Regions from separate parts of the Homo sapiens genome. Here region 1 is linked to region 2. Evidence: read pairs that join two places in POLR2A ChIA-PET (ENCODE). Cell type or tissue: HepG2. All regions are shown on one strand. Each heading gives the region's core, and the rest is flanking DNA. Links, peaks and the distances in the headings are about the cores only.

Region 1 (8,778 bases), core at 554-8,553, 57 kb after region 2:
AGAGCTGAGTATCCCCCCATAACTGCCATTAGCCGTCCCTTAAATATATTTCCTACCTAGTTATTACACATGGAGGCTAAAAGCTCTCTCATAATGCAAAGTAATTTCTTTTTTTTCTTTTTTGAGACAGAGTTTCTCTCTTGTTGCCCAGGCTGGAGTGCAATGGCGCAATCTTGGCTCACTGCAACCTCCGCCTCCCAGGTTCAAGCAATTCTCCTGCCTCAGCCTCCCGAGTAGCTGGGATTATAGGCATGCACCACCATGCCCCGCTAATTTTGTATTTTTAGTAGAGACGGGGTTTCTCCATGTTGAGGCTGGTCTCAAACTCCTGACCTCAGGTGATCCACCTGCCTCGGCCTCCCAAAGTGTGGGGATTACAGGCGTGAGCCACTGCACCCGGCCAATGCAAAGTAATTTCTGATACCCCCCAAAAATCAAAATGTCAGGTAATGCAGTGCAAAACAGAACAGAGCCTTAGATTTTGAGAGGCATCTATCCTCTTTTATTTTGTATTTTTTGAGACAGAGTCTTGCTCTGTCACCCAGGCTGGAGTGCAGTGGTGTAATCTCAGCTCACTGCAAACTCCGCCTCATGAGTTAAAGCAATTCTCTGCCTCAGCCTCCTAAGTAGCTGGGATTACAGGCGCCCGCCACCATGCTCAGCTAATTTTTGTATTTTTAGTAGAGATGAGGTTTCAGTATCTTGGCTGGTCTTGAACTCCTGACCTCGTGATCGACCTGCCTCAGCCTCCCAAAGTGCTGGGATTACAGGTGTGAGCCACCGTGCCCGGCCTATCCACTTTTAATTGCTGGGGTTCCATGAAGAAAAGAGAAGTTTCCCCAAAATGGGGTCTGTGTCACCCCTGTTTTTCCCAAGGAGTCCCAGCTGTCAGAAATTATCTTAGGTCCTCTTATGTGGGCATGAAGGTGGCAAGAATAAAAACTGGAGAAAGAGAATTCAGTCGTCTGAGAAGAAAAAGTTTTTGTTTTTTCCAGAAAAGTAAGATCCAAGAAAAAAACCATAAAGGCCTTTAAAACGTATGCATCGCTTGGACATCTGCTTTAAATTAAGCCAGCTTTTAACCAAATCTCTTATTACTAGATTCTAGTTAAGACAAACAGCCAATATTTCTGGCTTTTGGACTTTACCAAAGGTAACTTCCCAGATGAAACCAATAAGTTTTAACTAAGGTTATGACTTAACTGTGGGTGTACCGGGTATTTCCAAAGAGTTGGTAAGCAGTTTTTACAAGATATAGAATCTCTAAAGGTAGCACAGAGAAAGGAAAATTTGAGAAGGGAAGCCAGAAGTTGTTCATGGATGGGGGCACATGTTCTCAGGATCTCCTGAGGGTTATGTCATGGGCAAAAACAAACAAACAAAAAGTAATAAAAATAAAAAATAAAAAAGAAGTTGTTCATGGAGAGGAAAGGAATTAATAAATGGTAAAGGTCACACAAATAAACCAGAAAGGACTTATTCCCCAGGCTGGAAATTGAACCCAGGCCACCATTGTGAAAAGATGAAATCTTAGCTACTGAGCTACAACATTGGGCAGTTTCTGTTATTCTTCCCAGAAGGAGCCTAGAGCAGCCAATTTTGAACTTGCTAAGGCTTTTAACTGCTCAAGATAATTTTTAGGGCTGTGACATGAGCCCCCAAATTCCTGCCCTCCAGATGGCAGAGACCAAGAGAAAGTACCATGGTTACAATGTCAGACTCCCAAGGACATAAAACAAGATGAAGGAGAAACCTCATCCAGGTTTTTGGTTTGTTTGTTTGTTTTGTTTTTTGGTTTCATTAACCAGCAGCAATTTGTAACTGAACAGCTTTCTGGGGTGGCTTGAACAGAGGGCTTACAGGGGTCCTTGGCCTGCATTCTATCCTGTGGTATCTCTTTTTATGACAGAACGACACAGAAAGACAAATTCATAGCACAAATTACACTGGATTTGTTACAGCCTAAGATTAGCTTCATAAATCCTTTTTCCCAGTAATGAAAACTTTGCAGAGGAGATAAAAAGTGATTTTTACCATGCATTCAACTGGTTTGCGCACAGAGAGAGAGAGGAAAGGGAAGGGAGAGGGAGAAAAGCATTGCCTGCAGCAGGGCAGGGGAGGCAAGGAGCTCGGGGGGCCAGGGAAAGACCCACCCATTGCAGCGACACTGGATCAAATGTTCAGGCAGCTGATCGTCAGTCTTGAAGGGATCTTTTCTGGTAGTCTCATTGGCTCTCAAGTTTCCCCCTTTAGGGAGAAAAAAGCTCCCTGTGTCCCACGATCCTGTACATGCCTAATCCTATCACTCATAGCCTTCAGCAAAGAGCGCAAGGCAGATTAATCCAAAGAGAATAGTGGTTAACATCCCGTAGTACCAAATCCATTTTTAACCAAGAACAGTGTTACCAAGGGAGACCTCTAACTCCCTATGTCTTAGGAGGGACTCTGACCTTCCTAAGTTGAGCCTTTAACCCAAGTTCAGACAAGCGTCTTTGCCCTTTACTGTGATGGGCCTTTTAACCCCTTATGCCTGCCTGTCTGCCTGCCTGCCTGCCTGCCTGCCTGCCTGCCTTCCTTCCTTCCTTCCTTCCTTCCTCCCTCCCTCCCTCCCTCTCTCCCTCTCTCCCCCTTTCCCTCCTTCCTTTCCATCTTCCTTCCTCCCTCCCTCCCTCCCTCCCTCCCATCTTCCTTCCTCCCTCCCTCCCTTCCTTCCTTCCTTTTCTCTTTTAATATATAAAAATTTTTAGCTAATCTTCTGTGTATCAGTCCAATTTTAGTATATGTGTTGCTGAAGCGAGCACAACCCGCTATGTCTTAGAAGGTATTCTAACCCTTTCAGGTTGGGCCTCTAACCCAACTTTGTCCTTTACCCAGGATAAAATGTACCCCAGCACTTACCCAGAGTCAGCCAATTGGTGCTGCATGGATAATTTTCCTTTGGAGTCGGGGGTCTCTCCAGTATTGTCCCTTCATGGTTCTCTGGAAGATGTTATGGGAAATGGGCCCCAATCCAGACCCCAAGAGAGGGTTCTTGGATCTTGCACAAGAAAGAATTCAGGGCAAGTCCATAAAGTGAAAGCAAGGTTATTAGAGAAGTAAAGAAACAAAAGAATGGCTACTCCATAGGTAGAGCAGCCCTGAGTGCTGCTAGTTGGCTATTTTTATGGTTATTTTTTGATCATGTGCTAAATATAGGGTGAATTATTCATGAGTTTTCCAAGGAAGGGGCAGGGATTTCTCAGAACTGAGGGCTCCTCTTTTTTTTTAGACCATATAGGGTAACTTCCAGACATTGCCATGGCATTTGCAAACTGCCATGGTGCTGGGGGGAGTGTCTTCTAGCATGCTAATACATTATAATTAGTGTATAATGAGCAGTGAGAGCAACCAGAGGTCAGTTTCATCGCTATGTTGGTTTTGGTGGGTTTTGACCACCTTCTTTACTGCATCCTGTTTTATCAGCAGGGGATTTGTGACCTGTATCTTGTGTTGACCTTCTAGCTCATCCTGCAGCTAAGAATGCCTAACCTCCTGGGAATGCAGCCCAGCAGATCTCAGCCTCATTTTACCCAGCCCCAGTTCAATATGGAGTTGCTCTGGTTCGAACACCTCTGACAGTATGGAGGGTTTACAATTCTTAAGAAGAGAGAAGTTGCTGAGCTTTAGAGAATAAGCTGAAACATGCATGAAGCACTAATAACTCTTGCCCTGTACTTTGTTACTTTAGTGATAAATTTTACAGCTGGTTCTTTGAATAATTTATATTAATTAAGTTTCTCTGTCTGATGTGAAGTAGCCAGTGAATAAGCAAAGCCTAATTCTCCAATAAAGATAATAAAGCCCTTCTTGAGTTAAATGGAAGTGGGAGAATGTCATGTCTGTTTCTGTCCATTTCCATTCCTGCTCCTTCTCCTCTGGACGAAACAGGGCTGGCTGATGGAATTAACCAGGAAGGCTTCAAATGGGGAAATTGGCTCATTTAAACTCCTGCTAGTATTAAACTGTTCCTCAGTCCTATGTAAGTTAAGACAAAAAAGTTATGAAACTCATGTGAGTTATAGGTATAGGATTCTGTTAACAAGTATATCATATCCAGATAAATATGGGCACCTTAAAAGTAGTTGTCCTGGGAATAAATACACATCTATTCAAAAAATTCTGTCATCATTACTCAAAATATTTTGGTCAACTTGCCATGTAGAGTTACTTTCAAAACCAGTCTGAGGCCTACAAGAAAATCAGTTTCACTTCCTTATAATCACACTTAGGATTTCAGATACTTGCTAGTCTGTTTATGTTTATTGGCCTTTTTTAAATAGTTACCCCTTTTTATTTCTCTAGCCCCAAGCAAGGAAAGCTCTGGGTTCACATAGTGCTCCAAGTACAGGACAAGGCTCACATCATACAGAGCCTAAGCAATGAAGAAAGATTGGCATGCTTCACAAGACTTTGACCTTTAAACAAAGCATGGTCAGTCTGTTTTCTCCAGTGTCCTGTTTCTGCTTTGTGATCCCCTCCCCCACTCTTTTTGTATTAAAGAACCCTTAAACCTGAGGCTGGGGACATGGCCTTGAATTGTCCTCTCAGAGGAAACTGGGAGAATGGGTAGAGCGAGGTACTTCAGAGGTCTCTTTTTCCTTCTGCTCGTGGGTAGTTAGTTAATGATCTACCAGCAGTCCCCACTCTTGGGGAGACTGGGATCATGTTCCAGCCGCACATCACAGCTTAGGGCAGAGGGCACTTTGTACACAGAGGGAGCTGCATCTGACTTTCCTACTTCATCTGTAGAGTCAGTAGCCATCTGTAGTCTTGCATGTTCTCAGTTTTCAGGCTCCGGATATGAAAATGGATCTTTCAATTTTCTTTCTCTCTGACTCTGCTCTGAGGGAAAATGAGGACGTTTACTAGCAGAGGAAAAAGAAATACTGAAGTTTGCAAAAATTGATAGAAAGCTGGGCTCCCTGCTCATCATGCCTCCTTCCTCCCTAGCAGTTTCTAAACCCTCAGAACATTACAGTGAGATTTTAGCTGATGGTACAAACATGTCTACAGGATTTCCTCAAGCTGGGGCTACATTAGAAGGCTTTATACTTTGGCCATCTGACCTGCTTTTCTCTTTTCCAGAGTATTCTACTTTTCACAAATAGGTATGATCTAGGAGTTCAGCCTCCCTCACCCTTCACTAATTGCAGAATAAGCAATGCAGAGGCTGTTCAGAGAGTATCTTATCTGTGGGGAGAGGGAGAGGAAGCACTGGAACACTTGCCAGGGGAGGGACCAGAGGGCATAATTATAAATGAACAACCCTGGAGCAGAATAGGGGATGAGTTAGACACAGGAAGGAAGCTAAAGGAAGCCAGAGAATTTCAGGAATTGAGGGTATCACATGGAGAAATAAAGAGCGAGTTAGACAGAGGCTGTTGGTGGTCCCTACCCTGACACCTGAAAGAACTCCTGATCAAGGCCTACTATGGGCATAGTCTTAGGCTAGGTTTTAGGGATAAAGAGATAAATAAGACACAGTCCTTATTTTACAAGTTTACAGTCTAACAAAAAGGAGATAAATTAACAAATTGGAGGAGATTTTTCAGAATGTGTGGTATTGTGGGCTAGGAGTCTGCTACCATTGCTAATAGCTGGCATTTATTTTTTACCCACCGTCTTCTAAGCATTTTATGCATTAAATAACTCATCAACTCCTGACATCGGCCCCTTGAAGTATATATTACTATTGCTATAATCCTTGTTTTATAGGTAAAGAATCTGAGGCACAGAGGCATTACACATAGCCTGCCTGAGGTCTCACAGCAGGCACTCAGAAGCAGAACTCCAGCACAGGTAGTCTGGTTCTAGAACCTACGCTCACACTAACATAGCTGCTAATAAGTCATGTGGGGAAGCTCTGCCACTTCATGTCTACATGCCTTTGTACCCGCTTGTCTTTCCTTGGCCTGAGATACTCTTCCTTAAAGCCTCTGGTCAACGAGGGACTCTTCTTTGATATCTTCTCTGACTCCTTCTGCCTATCCCAGAGCCATTGCTGCCCTTGGAGCTTACCCAACACTTTGTCATTGTATTCTATTTGTTGGAATGTCTGACTCCTTTTATTATAAGCTTCTGGAGAGCAAGGAATTTTTATTCTCGGAAAACAGTTATAAAAGTAGAGCCAATAATATAATGAGTTTACATGTACTTATCATCCAGCTTCAGTGATGAACATTTCAGTTCAATCTTAGCTCATCTATATTCCCCCTTCCAACCATGAATTATTTTGTAGAAAATCATAGACATCAAATCATTTCATCTGTAGATATTTCAACTTACTCCTAAAATACAAGGGCATTTTAAGAAACAGTATCACAAGCATATCAGAAAACATTATCACAGTAAAAGATTATTTCCTCCTTGGCTGGGCGCGGTGGCTCACACCTGTAATCCCAGCACTTTGGGAGGCCAAGGCAGGTGAATCACAAGGTCAGGAGATCGAGACCATCCTGGCTAGCACAGTGAAACCCCGTCTCTACTAAAAATACAAAAAAATTAGCCGGGTGTGGTGGTGGGAGGCTGAGGCAGGAGAATGGTGTGAACCTGGGAGGTGGAGCTTGCAGTGAGCGGAGATCACGCCACTGCACTCCAGCCTGGGTGACAGAGCGAGACTCCATCTCAAAAAAAAAAAAAAAAAAAAAAAAAGATTATTTCCTCCTTAATATCATAAAATATCCAGCCAATGATCAAATTTCTGCAATTACCTTATAATTGTTCTTCCTTTCCGTTTTTCATTTATTTGTTCTTTGATTCCTTCCTTTGTTCTTTCCCTCCCTCCTCTTCTTTTTTAAATAGTAAGATTGTTTGAACCAGAATCCAAATCAGAAGGACTTTATTTTTTAATGTTCATATTCTCTTTAATACCTAGCTTAGTATTTGACATATAGTAAGTCCTCAATAAATGTTTGTTAAACAAATAATCAGAAACCTAGAAAAGGTCCTGTTTGATATTTGGTTGGTTTCTTGGAATGCCTTTCAATTTCTGATAACCTTAGTTTTTCAGGGGTTAACTTTGGTGCTAGCTATTGTCAGTGTATGAACATTGCCAGAGGTTTGAGGGCAATGGGTATATCCTTGACTCAGACATTTCTAGGCTAGGAGGAAATGGGGGTCCTTTTTTTTTTTTTTTTTTTTTTTTGCTTTGAGACAGAGTCTCATGCTGTCACCCAGGTTGCAGTGCAGTGGCATGACCTTGGCTCACTGCAACCTCTACCTTCCAAGTTCAAGTGATTCTTGCGCCCCAGCCTCCCAAGTAGCTGGGATTACAGGCACGCACCACCATACCCAGCTAATTTTTTGTATTTTTAGTAGAGACGGGGTTTCACCATGTTGCCAAGGCTGGTCTTGAACTCCTGGCCTCAGGTGATCCGCCTGCCTCGGCCTCCCAAAGTGTTGGGATTACAGGTGTGAGCCACTGCGCCTGGCCTGGTCCTTGCTTTCTTGTTTCTGTTTTTTGTCCTTGGTCTCTGTCATGGGCTGAATTGTGTTCCCTTAAAATTCTTCTGTTGAAACCCTAACCCCTGGTGTCTCAGAATGTGACTTTATTTGGAAATAGGGGCTTTAAAGGTGATTAAGATAATGCCTGTAGGGTGGGCCCTAATTGATTCTGACTGCTGTCCTTGAAGAGGAAATTGGGACACAATGAGAGACACCACAGATGTGTAGGTACAGAGAAGAGACCATGTGAGGAGACAGCAAGAAGGCACCTCCAAAACTATGAGAAATTAATTTCTGTTGTTTAAGCAATTCAGGCTTTCTGGTACTCAGCCATATAGTCATATGGCAGCCATATAGTGTTATAGCAGACTAATAACAGTATCTTACTGCACGTTAAATTGTCGCTCACTCCTGTAATCCCAGCACTTGTTTAGGCCGAGGCAGGAAGATTGCTTCTGTTCAGAAGTTCAAGAACAGCCTGGGCAACACAGTGAGACCCTGTCTCTACAACAAATAAAAATATTAGCCCCATGTGGTGGTATGCGCTTGTGGTCCCACCTATTCAGGAGGCTGAGCCTGGGAATCGCCTGAGTCTGGGAGGTCAAGACTGCAATTAGCCATGATTGTGCCACTACACTCCAGCCTGGGCAACATAGTGAGATCCTGTCTCAAAAAATAAAAGTTGGGGGCCAGGCACAGTGGCTGACACCTATAATCCCAGCACTCTGGGAGGCCAAGGTAGGTGGATCACTTGAGGCCAGGAGTTTGAGACCAGCCTGACCAACATGGCAAAACCCCATCTCTACTAAAAAGAATACAAAAATTAGCCTGGTGTGGTAGCATGCACCTGTAATCCCAGCTACTCAGGAGGCTGAGGCACGAGAATCACTTGAGCCCAGGATACCGAGGTTGCATTGGGCTGAGATTGTGCCACTATACTCCAGCTTGGGTGACAGAGTGAGACTGTCTCAAAAAAAAACAAAACAAAAAGTTGGATTGATCATTTTTGGCTTCTTTGCCACTTCCTCAGAACAGGATTGTAAAGGAGTTTCCAGAAAGCACCAGTGGCTTTATGTGTGCTTGGTACACAGAATTCTAAGATGGCCCCTAATACCTAGAACTATGAATATGATGAGAAACCACACCCACGATTATGTTACCTTGTGTGGCAAACAGGATTTTGAAGACATAATTAAGGTTACAACTTAGTTGATTTTGAATTAATCAGAAGGGAAATGATCTGAGTGGACCTAATGTAATCACATGAGCTTTTTAAAAGCAAAATCAGAGCTTTTT
Region 2 (8,778 bases), core at 200-8,199:
TGTTGTGATCTCGGCTCACTGCAACCTCTGCCTCTCGGGTTCAAGCAATTCTCCTTCCTCAGCCTCCCAAGTAGCTGGGATTACAGGCACCCACCACCATGCCTGGCTAATTTTTGTATTTTTAGTAGAGGCAGGTTTTACCATGTTGGTCAGGCTGGTCTTGAACTCTTAACCTCAAGTGATCCGCTCCCCTCGGCCTCCCAAAGCGTTGGGATTATAGGCATGAGATGCTATGCCTGGCCACTTTATACTTTTTCTCTAAACAAATTTATTTTGCAAAACATCCTCATCCTATGCAATATTATCTGTGAAATTACAGGTTTGATGTATGCTTAGTTTTTTCCTAACATGCATTGGAATAAACACATAAATATTAAAGTAAAAAGAAGCTTATTTACTTTCCACCTAAAATCAGTTTTGGGAACCACTGATACAGTGGCATAAGCATGCACTTTATATCCACATAGGCCTGGGGTCAGCTACTGGCTCTGTCACTTAACTGTCGACTTGGACAAGTCACTTGGCTTCTATGATCCTTGATTCCCTGATTTGTGAAAGGAGGGTGGTAAAATCCTCCTTGCAGAGTTGTTGGGAATAAGTGAGCTGCTGTGGGAGCCCAGTGTCCAGGCGGGTGTTGAGTACATGATGGTTATCATTGTGTTTATTGCTGTGGAATTCTGGTTATTTTCCAAAGTGAGTGTCTATGCTGGAATATTGGGCTTGTGGCTTTCTGCTGATGTGGATGTGTAAAGAAGTTACTTCCACTTGTTAGGATTTGTGGTGCATCTGTCATTATTTTCACTTCCCAGATCCACTACATATTTGCTTTGTGATTTTGGACAAAGTTGTGTAACTTTTCTGTGCCTCATTTTCCTAATTTGTAAGATGTGGTTAATAATATTCCTCCCTTATCCACAGGGGATGCATTCCAAGACCCCCAAGATACTTCAAGTCTCAGATAGTACCAAACCCTATATATATATTTTTTCTACACATATACACTTACGATAAAGTCTAATTTATGAATTAGGCACAGTAAGAGATTAACAATAAGATAGAACAATTTTAAAAATATACTGTAATAGGCCAGGTGGGGGCTCACACCTGTAATCCCAGCACTTTGGGAGGCCGAGGCAGGCGGATCACGAGGTCAGGAGATTGAGACCATCCTGGCTAACACGGTGAAACCCCATCTCTACTAAAAATACAAAAAATTAGCCAGGTGTGGTGGCGCACGCCTTTAGTCCCAGCTACTCGGGAGGCTGAGGCAGGAGAATGGTGTGAACCCAGGAGGCAGAGCTTGCAGTGAGCCGAGATTGCACCACTGCACTCCAGCCTGGGCGACAAGAGACTCTGTCTCAAAAAAAAAAAAAAAAAAAAAAAAAAAATATATATATATATATATATATATAAAATACACACACACACACACACACACACACATATATACTGTAATGAAAATGACGTGAATGTGGTCTCTCTCTCTCTTTGTCTCTTTCTCAAGATAACAATATTTTTGGACCACTGTTGGCGGGTAACTGAAACTGCGATTAAGTGGGGACTACTGTACATGAGTGTGCGTGTGTGTTATTTCCCAGCTCTGACCACTAGAGGGCCTAGAAGCACCAGCACCTACTAGCAATGGACCTATCAGTCAGTGCCCATAGTCTGTAAATATCATTCTCCCATGAAAGGAACTAGGGCTTCCAGGAAAAATAGCTGATCCAGGGCTGGGGCAGAAAAACACAAGAGGAGCCCAAAGCTTCTTGTGGTGTCAGAAAGTAAGGAGCTGCTCAAAAAATGGTGGAGATGTGTCTAAAGGTCACAGAAGCCAACTAGAAGGAGCTCCCAATGGCCAATTTTGGGACAATATGAGCAACATAATAAATAATGATAGTAGTGGATTCCAACCCATAAATACTCATGAGTCCATGCTGATATAAATAAATAACTGAACAAATAAATAAATAAGGAAGAGGCTAGGCATGGTGGCTCACGCCTGTAATCCCAGCACTTTGGGAGGCCAAAGTGGGGGGATCACTTGAGGCCAGGAATTAGAGACCAGCCTGGCTAACATGACAAAACCCCGTCTCTACTAAAAATACAAAAATTAGCTGGGTGTGGTGGTGTCTGCCTGTAGTCCCAGCTACTCAGGAGGCTGAGGTGGGAGGATCGCTTGAGCCCAGAAGGTGGAGGCGGCAGTGAGCCAAGATCACACCACTGCACTCCAGCCTAGGCAACAGAGCAAGACTCTATCTCAAAAAAAAAAAAAAAAAAAAAGAAAAAGAAAAAGGAATAACTCTTTCTTATGGCAGAATTCCGATTAAATAAATGTAGAAGGAACAATGGAAGTAGAAAATCACTATTTGGCCAACACCACAGTAATAATTCTTTATAGGAAACAATCATCCATAGATTCTAAAAGTTAATATTAAAAGTATGATGATGCCATAACTGGTGAATAACAAGAAAAAAAAAAGTATGATGAGAAGAAACAGGCTATTTACATATTTCCAAAGTGTCTCTCCACAAGATACTTATTAATTACAATAAGATGAATAGTAACTTTACAGTAGAGAAACCTGGCAGACACCACCTGAACCAAGTGCTTAAAGTGAACCTCATCAGTAATGAGAGATATCGACATCCTGGGGCTCTTGCTGGGATGTCCAGAGAAGGATACATCACTTCTGAAGTATTCTTGCCCAAAATGTGTAGCCGGAAATATCAGACAAACCCATATTCAGGGGGCATTCTACAAAACAACTGGCTAGAACTCTTCAAAAGTGTCAAGGTCCTGAAAGAGAGGGAAAGACTGAGAAACTATCCCAGGTTGGAGGAGACCTAGGAGATCTGACATTTTATTCAGTGGGATCCCAGATTGGAGTCTGGAGCAGAAAAAGGACATGAGTGGGATGATTAGCAAGATTTGAACATTTGTAGATTAGTTAATATTATGGTATCAGTGCTAATCTCCTGGTTTTGATAATTGTATTATGGTTACATAAGATATTGTTTGAAAACAATTGGATGAAGGCTGTACTGGAACTCTATTTTTACAATATTTTTCAAAGTCTGAAAAATGAAAAGTAAGAAAAAGTAAGAAATGCATTAGATTTGTGAGGACAAATGAGATAGTAAGTGTGAAGTGATTAGAACAATGCTTGTGATATAGGAGTTCTTAATGTGTCTGATATTATAAGTAATTTTATAATTAAATAATATTATAATTAATGAATAATCTGTTATTTTAAGTAATTTATTTCCTAATGACCTCATATATTCTCACTTATTTCTATTTCCCTTAACCCTGTGAAAAGCATATTGAGCATGTATGTGATTAAGAGATAAAATAAGATTAGACTTTATTCTGAGATTTATTTTGGGGATGGAGGAGCTATTATTTCCTTTAGCCACTAAGTAGCTCAGACTCAGGCCTGCACTGCAAAACTTTGCTTGGCTGGGAAACAAGATTTGAGCCCGGCCGCCACCCACTCGACGTGGTTTGTGATGGCGCCCCCTGGTGGCGCAGGGAGCTTTCCCCAGTTCCTCACCCTCGTGCTTTAGGAGCGACTTAGAAACTACTCAGTCCATTTATTAAACCCTTTCTAGGACACGCTGCGGATCATTTAATCTTCACAAGTGTGTGTGACAAGTGGTATTTTCTTCATTTTAAGATGATAAAACTGAAACTCAAAAAAGTGAGGCGACTTGTCTAGGGTTGCAAAGTGTGTGGCAGAGCCAGGATCTAGGTCCCCCTGACTTCCAAGCTGAGTGTAAAGGTCTAGGTGAGTCTAAAAGTGTGGCCATGCAGAGAAGTATTGGTGTAGAGCAGTGGTTGTTGACCAAGGGTGGTTCCCCCTCCGGGGTCATTTGGCGATGTCTAGAGATATTTTTGGCTGCCATAACAGGGGTTTGGATGAGGGAGAGGGGAGGCTGCTATTGGCATGTAGGGGAGAGAGGCCACGCGGATGCTGCTGAACATCTCACAATACACAGAACAGCCCCCACCGCAAGGAACTGTTCAGCCCAAATGTCAGTAGAGCTGCTATGAAGCCCTGGTTTGATTTAGCAACCTGAGGATGCATTCTTGCAGTTAGCTAATGTTTGCTGAGTACTGAGCTGGATAGCGTGAGGGATATGGAAACAGTGCACCAGTCTGTGTCACCAAGTAGTTTGCAGCCTAGAAGGACAGGGGGTGGGGGCAGGAAAGGCACATGAAGGCCCTCAATATAAGGCAGCAGATGATAAGTGCAAGAAGAGAGTGTCCAGCAGGGCTAAGCCAGCGCTCAGGAGGGAGACCACATGTCTGGCTGTGGGAGGAACTGAAGGAAGCTGTGGGAAGGTGGTTTTGAGCTGGGTGTGTGAGCAAAGTTGAACTGGTGGAAAAACACAATACCTGTTCAGGGAAGGGCAAACAGGTTAGTTTGGTTGGAGAAATAGTATTTTTAGTGAGTAGAGGGAGGTACACTAGAAAGGCAGGTTGGGGCTACAGCTTTGAATCCAGGCAGAGGACTCTAGCCTGGGTGTCTGTCATAGTGATGGAAAAGTCTTCCCTTTCAGAACAGTGGTCTAGGCCCTAGGGCTATGGGGCTTAACAGCTTCCAGAGCACTCTCTCTACAAAGGAGGGGATGTTGGAAATTGGGGTGGAGAAGGGAGAATGCCTCCTGATTTTAGGACCAAGTTGATGCTGAGTATGTAACATAGCCATTTCACCTCAAAGTGGCCTTTGGGGAGATGGTGCTCACAAGCGGAAATATACATGGGGATCAGGTCTTTTCTGCGTGGTTGCTCTGTGCAGGGCTGGGCCACTTTATAGTGAAAGCTGGAGCAGATTTGGAACCCCTAAGCTAAAGTCGGCTTCCCAAAATGTGAGCTGTTACAGCAGGGCTTGCTATGGATAAAGCTTCAAATATGGACACTACCTGGTGACAGGCTTTTTCTAGTTTATTACGTTACCAGTAAATAGCATTAAGACATGTTGGTGGCATTCCAGTGCACTGTAAAGAATAGAAGCAAGGACTTCCTGATCTTCTATAAAGGTACCATTGCCTTCAACACTCTCCCACCATCATCATTAAGTTTAGCCATGAGAATTATGTTACTCTTTTGGAAAAGTGTTGGGGGAGAAGGCATGGGAGCAAATCTTTGTTGAGCTAGTATATACATACATACGTACGTGTGTGTGAGGGGGATCAGCTACAATTGCAGATATCTTCTTTTCTTTTCTTTCCTTTTTTTTTTTTTTTTTTTTTTGAGATGGAGTCTCACTCTGTCACCCAGGCTGGAGTACAGTGGTGCCGTCTCGGCTCACTGCAGCCTCCACCTCCTGGGTTCCAGCAATTCTCTGGCCTCAGCCTCCTGAGTAGCTGGGACTACAGGTGCGTGCCACCAGGTCTGGCTAATTTTTTGTATTTTTAGTAGAGATGGAGTTTCACCGTGTTAGCCAGGATGGTCTCGATCTCCTGACCTTGTAATCCGCCCTGCCTTGGCCTCCCAAAGTGCTGGGATTACAGGAGTGAGCCACCGCGCCCGGCCAGTTGCAGATATTTTCACATACAATATCTCGTTTAACTCTCTCAACATTGTTTGGGTGTAAGTACAGTTTGCTGTTTTTTTGTAAAGGAGGAAACTGGCATTGAGAAAGGCTCACTTGCCCCATCCCCCATAGCTAAGAGAAGCTGCATTTTGATGTGTCTGTGGCCTGTTTTGCCACATTTCTCCCCCCGTTTTCCCCTTCATAGACAGTCTTGTTTACCTGGATTCAGGCTGCTAGAGACCATGGACATCAGCATTAGTGGCAGCAACAGGAGGAGGGAAGAGATTAGAACTTTCATCGCAACTGTCGGTGCAGCTGTAAGTTGCTTGAAGAATATAATGGAAGGTTCCCTGCTGGAGGCTCCTGATCCCTGGGGATGACTCAGGTCAGGATACTCAGCCTGGTGGTCTATGCTTTAGTCCCAGGCCAGCGTTCCCATTTGAGGGCGAGAACAGGTGAGGTGACGCTGTCTTGCTGTTACGTAACAGATTAGACCATGTGCTTTATGGGAATCTGGGAGGTGAAACTGGTCAAACAAAAGAAATTCAGCATTCTTAAGAACATAAGAAGGTGACTGATAACTTGGCAGCTGTGCCAGTTCTCTCCTGTACTCTTTCCCGCCTCCTCACACCCCAATGCCTCATGATTTCTTCCTCAAATCTTTTTTTCTTGCTTGGATTTCCTTATACCTTTCAATGACCCTCTCTATCTGAATATTTGGCAGGAAAGTGGATACTAAGTGTTGGTAGAAGAGACTTTGACAAGGTCTGTTTCCCCTCTGTGCTCCTGCTCCCATCCTTGGCAAAATATCGGCAATAGTAGTGTTGTTGCCTGGGAAGTTGCCCTGTCCTCTCTCTGTTCACAATTCCCTCCAATTCTGCAGCCACATAAGATGGCAGCAGAGCAGGATCCGGGACAAGAGGCAGCTCCCCTGCCGAGAACACCGCCCCTGGAGCAGTGGGTGACACCAGGCCTCCTTGTGTGTCCATCGGGAAGGTGGCCATGGCTTAGTTGTTCTGGTCTAAAGGGGAGGGAACTGGGTTGGGGGAAGAGACCCCCAGAGCTTTAGGTCTCAGAGGGTTTGAGAAACAGGAGCCACAGGAGGGAAGGAGCCCTGAAGTGTGTTTGCCCAGCTGCTGGGGCGCCTGGCTCCAGCCCTTGTTTGGAAATGGCCCCGGGCAAAAGAAGAAAGGTAATAATACTTGAAGTAAACATTAGGGGCATAGAATATCAGCACTCACTAAACTTGACATTTATTTGAGACTTTAGGAAATGTGCTCAAAGGGAGAGGAGAGGCTGGGCTTGAATGCTGGGTGATATTCATGGGGGCTGAAGGGAAGGCTAACAAGGGAGCCCTTTTTTTGGAAGCCTCCAGGCAGGAGTGAGAGCAGGGGGTGTGACTTTATTTCCCTGAGAGAAGGAAAGAGGAAAGGCATGAGTCAAAGCCCTTTGGTTTTGTTTGACCATTCTTTTTTCTCCACGTTTTCAAATTATCTCGGCCTGTTGACTTGTCACAGAGTTGATTGTGGACTTTGCTACTGCAGTGTTTATAAAGCACTGCAGGGGCCAGGGACTGCTATGACTGAGCCTGTGTCCAAGTTGAAGGCTCAGGGTGGGCCTAAGCTTGTTCTGATGCAAATCACTGATGTGGCTTCTTTCTGGAAAATTCTAAAACCAGGGAGATGACATCCATTTCATAAAGCCTAGAGATATGGGTGCAGTCATCTCTCAAAGTGGCAGGAGTGCAGGGGGACTGAGAGGGACTTGGTTGGGTGGAACTTGAGCTGGAGTTGGGGGAGGATTTGGGTTGGTGGAGGGCAGAGAGGAGGGCCGTGCAGAGCAGGGGCGTGTTGTAGGAGAGGTGCCTCCTGGAGCTCATTGGATGGGGATTTTAGAGGACAGGAGCTGTTCGTGTTCATTTTTGTATTGCTTGAACTTACACAGGGTCTGGCACTTTGGGAGTATTCTATAAATGACTGTTGAATGGAATGATTGTTTTGTAGCCCATTAACTGGGCCTGATGTATTAGAAAGTGTGCGAAAATGTAGCCCATTAGCAGAAAGAAAATCTTACTGAAAAACCATCCCATGTACAAATGGAGCCTGGTGCGGCCACTTTACTTATGCTGCTGAGTTCTGCATCAGTCCACACCCAGGCCACCGCAGGGGCCGGGAGCTCCTCCTCAGACCTACCTCCCGTGCCTCAGTCTCTTTACCCCTCTGTTCTTCCAGGTCCTGCTCCCTCTGGTTTCCCCTCCATGCACTTGGGGTGGGTGTTGCATCCTGTGTCCCATTGGAGGGGGCTTCCGGTCTGTTAGGTCTATTAATATAAAACACCCCCAAGACAAATGGACTTTTTTCTTGTTAACATCACAACTTCTTATGATGCATCTCAAGAACATTATTTGTGTCAAGAGTCTCTCTGATGTACAGAGGCCCTCCATTCCTCAGGAGGAGGTAAGGGGAATTTGGGAGAAAACACCGCCCTGCCTGGGTTACTTATTTCCCTATTCTACAGTGTACTTGGTAGACATTCAAAAATATTTGTTGACTTTGTCCATGATCCACATGGCTCTCATATAGTCATTTATTCACACATACATTCAGTGAGACTTTGAGCGCCTAGTGTGTGCCTGGTATTTACTAGATGGTGGATGCTGAGATCAGGTGTGCTGCTGTCTCTGAGGAGCTCTCACTATACAGTGGCACCTAGGGTGACCGAATCCACCTGCCCCACTTTACAGACATGGAAATTAAAGTGCAGGGAAGTTATAGGATTAGTTCAACAACACAGTCAGTAGCCTCAAAGTTACAGGAGTAAATCAAGTTTTCTGACTTGCTGGATTTTCTATTAGTGTGCAGCTACCTGGCTGCTGCAGGTGTAGACGTGGTGAGCTCCGATAGGAGAGAGGACGTTCAGAGTGAAATGGGAGCCCTGAGCACCCTGGATTAACCGGGAGGACATACCGGGTCCAGCTGTGACCGCACAAAGGACCATCAGGGATATTTGTATTCTCTTTTTCACTTTGAGCTTGAAATGAAGAAAACTGACCCCAGGAAACCAAGAGTGGAAGATTTTTCACAGGGGATTAGTGAGATGCGTCAAAAAGCCTGTGTTGGATGGGTGCCTGTAATCCCAGCACTTTGGGAAGCTGAGGTGGGAGGATGGCTTGGGTCCAGGAGTTTGAGACCAGTGTGGGCAACATGGTGAGACCCTGTCTCTATAAAAAGCTTTTTTG

What was found. ChIA-PET counts read pairs that join two places held together with the same protein. Peaks named below come from ENCODE experiments on the same cell type or tissue, not always from the same donor. Only the 100,000 strongest peaks of a DNase experiment are listed, where the experiment ranks them.
Region 1: POLR2A ChIA-PET joins it to region 2 with 12 read pairs; 4 of 35 experiments call an interaction of 5 or more read pairs at or near these places.

Annotation. Positions count from the first base shown.
Region 1 is chr19:42,493,343-42,502,120 of GRCh38, forward strand. The region is part of intron 2 of LIPE-AS1 (LIPE antisense RNA 1); the gene reads left to right. Among named protein-coding and RNA genes, the nearest start is that of CEACAM1, 31 kb to the right of the region's middle. In HepG2, for the core only: no CTCF peak of the experiment used is centred there; DNase peaks (open chromatin) are centred at 4,599 and 5,279; H3K4me3 peaks cover 540 bases.
Region 2 is chr19:42,436,995-42,445,772 of GRCh38, forward strand. It overlaps CXCL17 (C-X-C motif chemokine ligand 17), which reads right to left and starts at 5,952. Exons shown (of 4, transcript NM_198477.3): 1 at 5,760-5,952. The coding sequence starts at 5,838. The region is part of intron 1 of LIPE-AS1 (LIPE antisense RNA 1); the gene reads left to right. RefSeq lists silencers at 1,523-1,702, 3,381-3,470. In HepG2, for the core only: CTCF peaks have their summits at 1,611 (motif pointing right) and 3,520 (motif pointing left); DNase peaks (open chromatin) are centred at 1,607, 3,517, 4,137 and 7,077; H3K4me3 peaks cover 566 bases.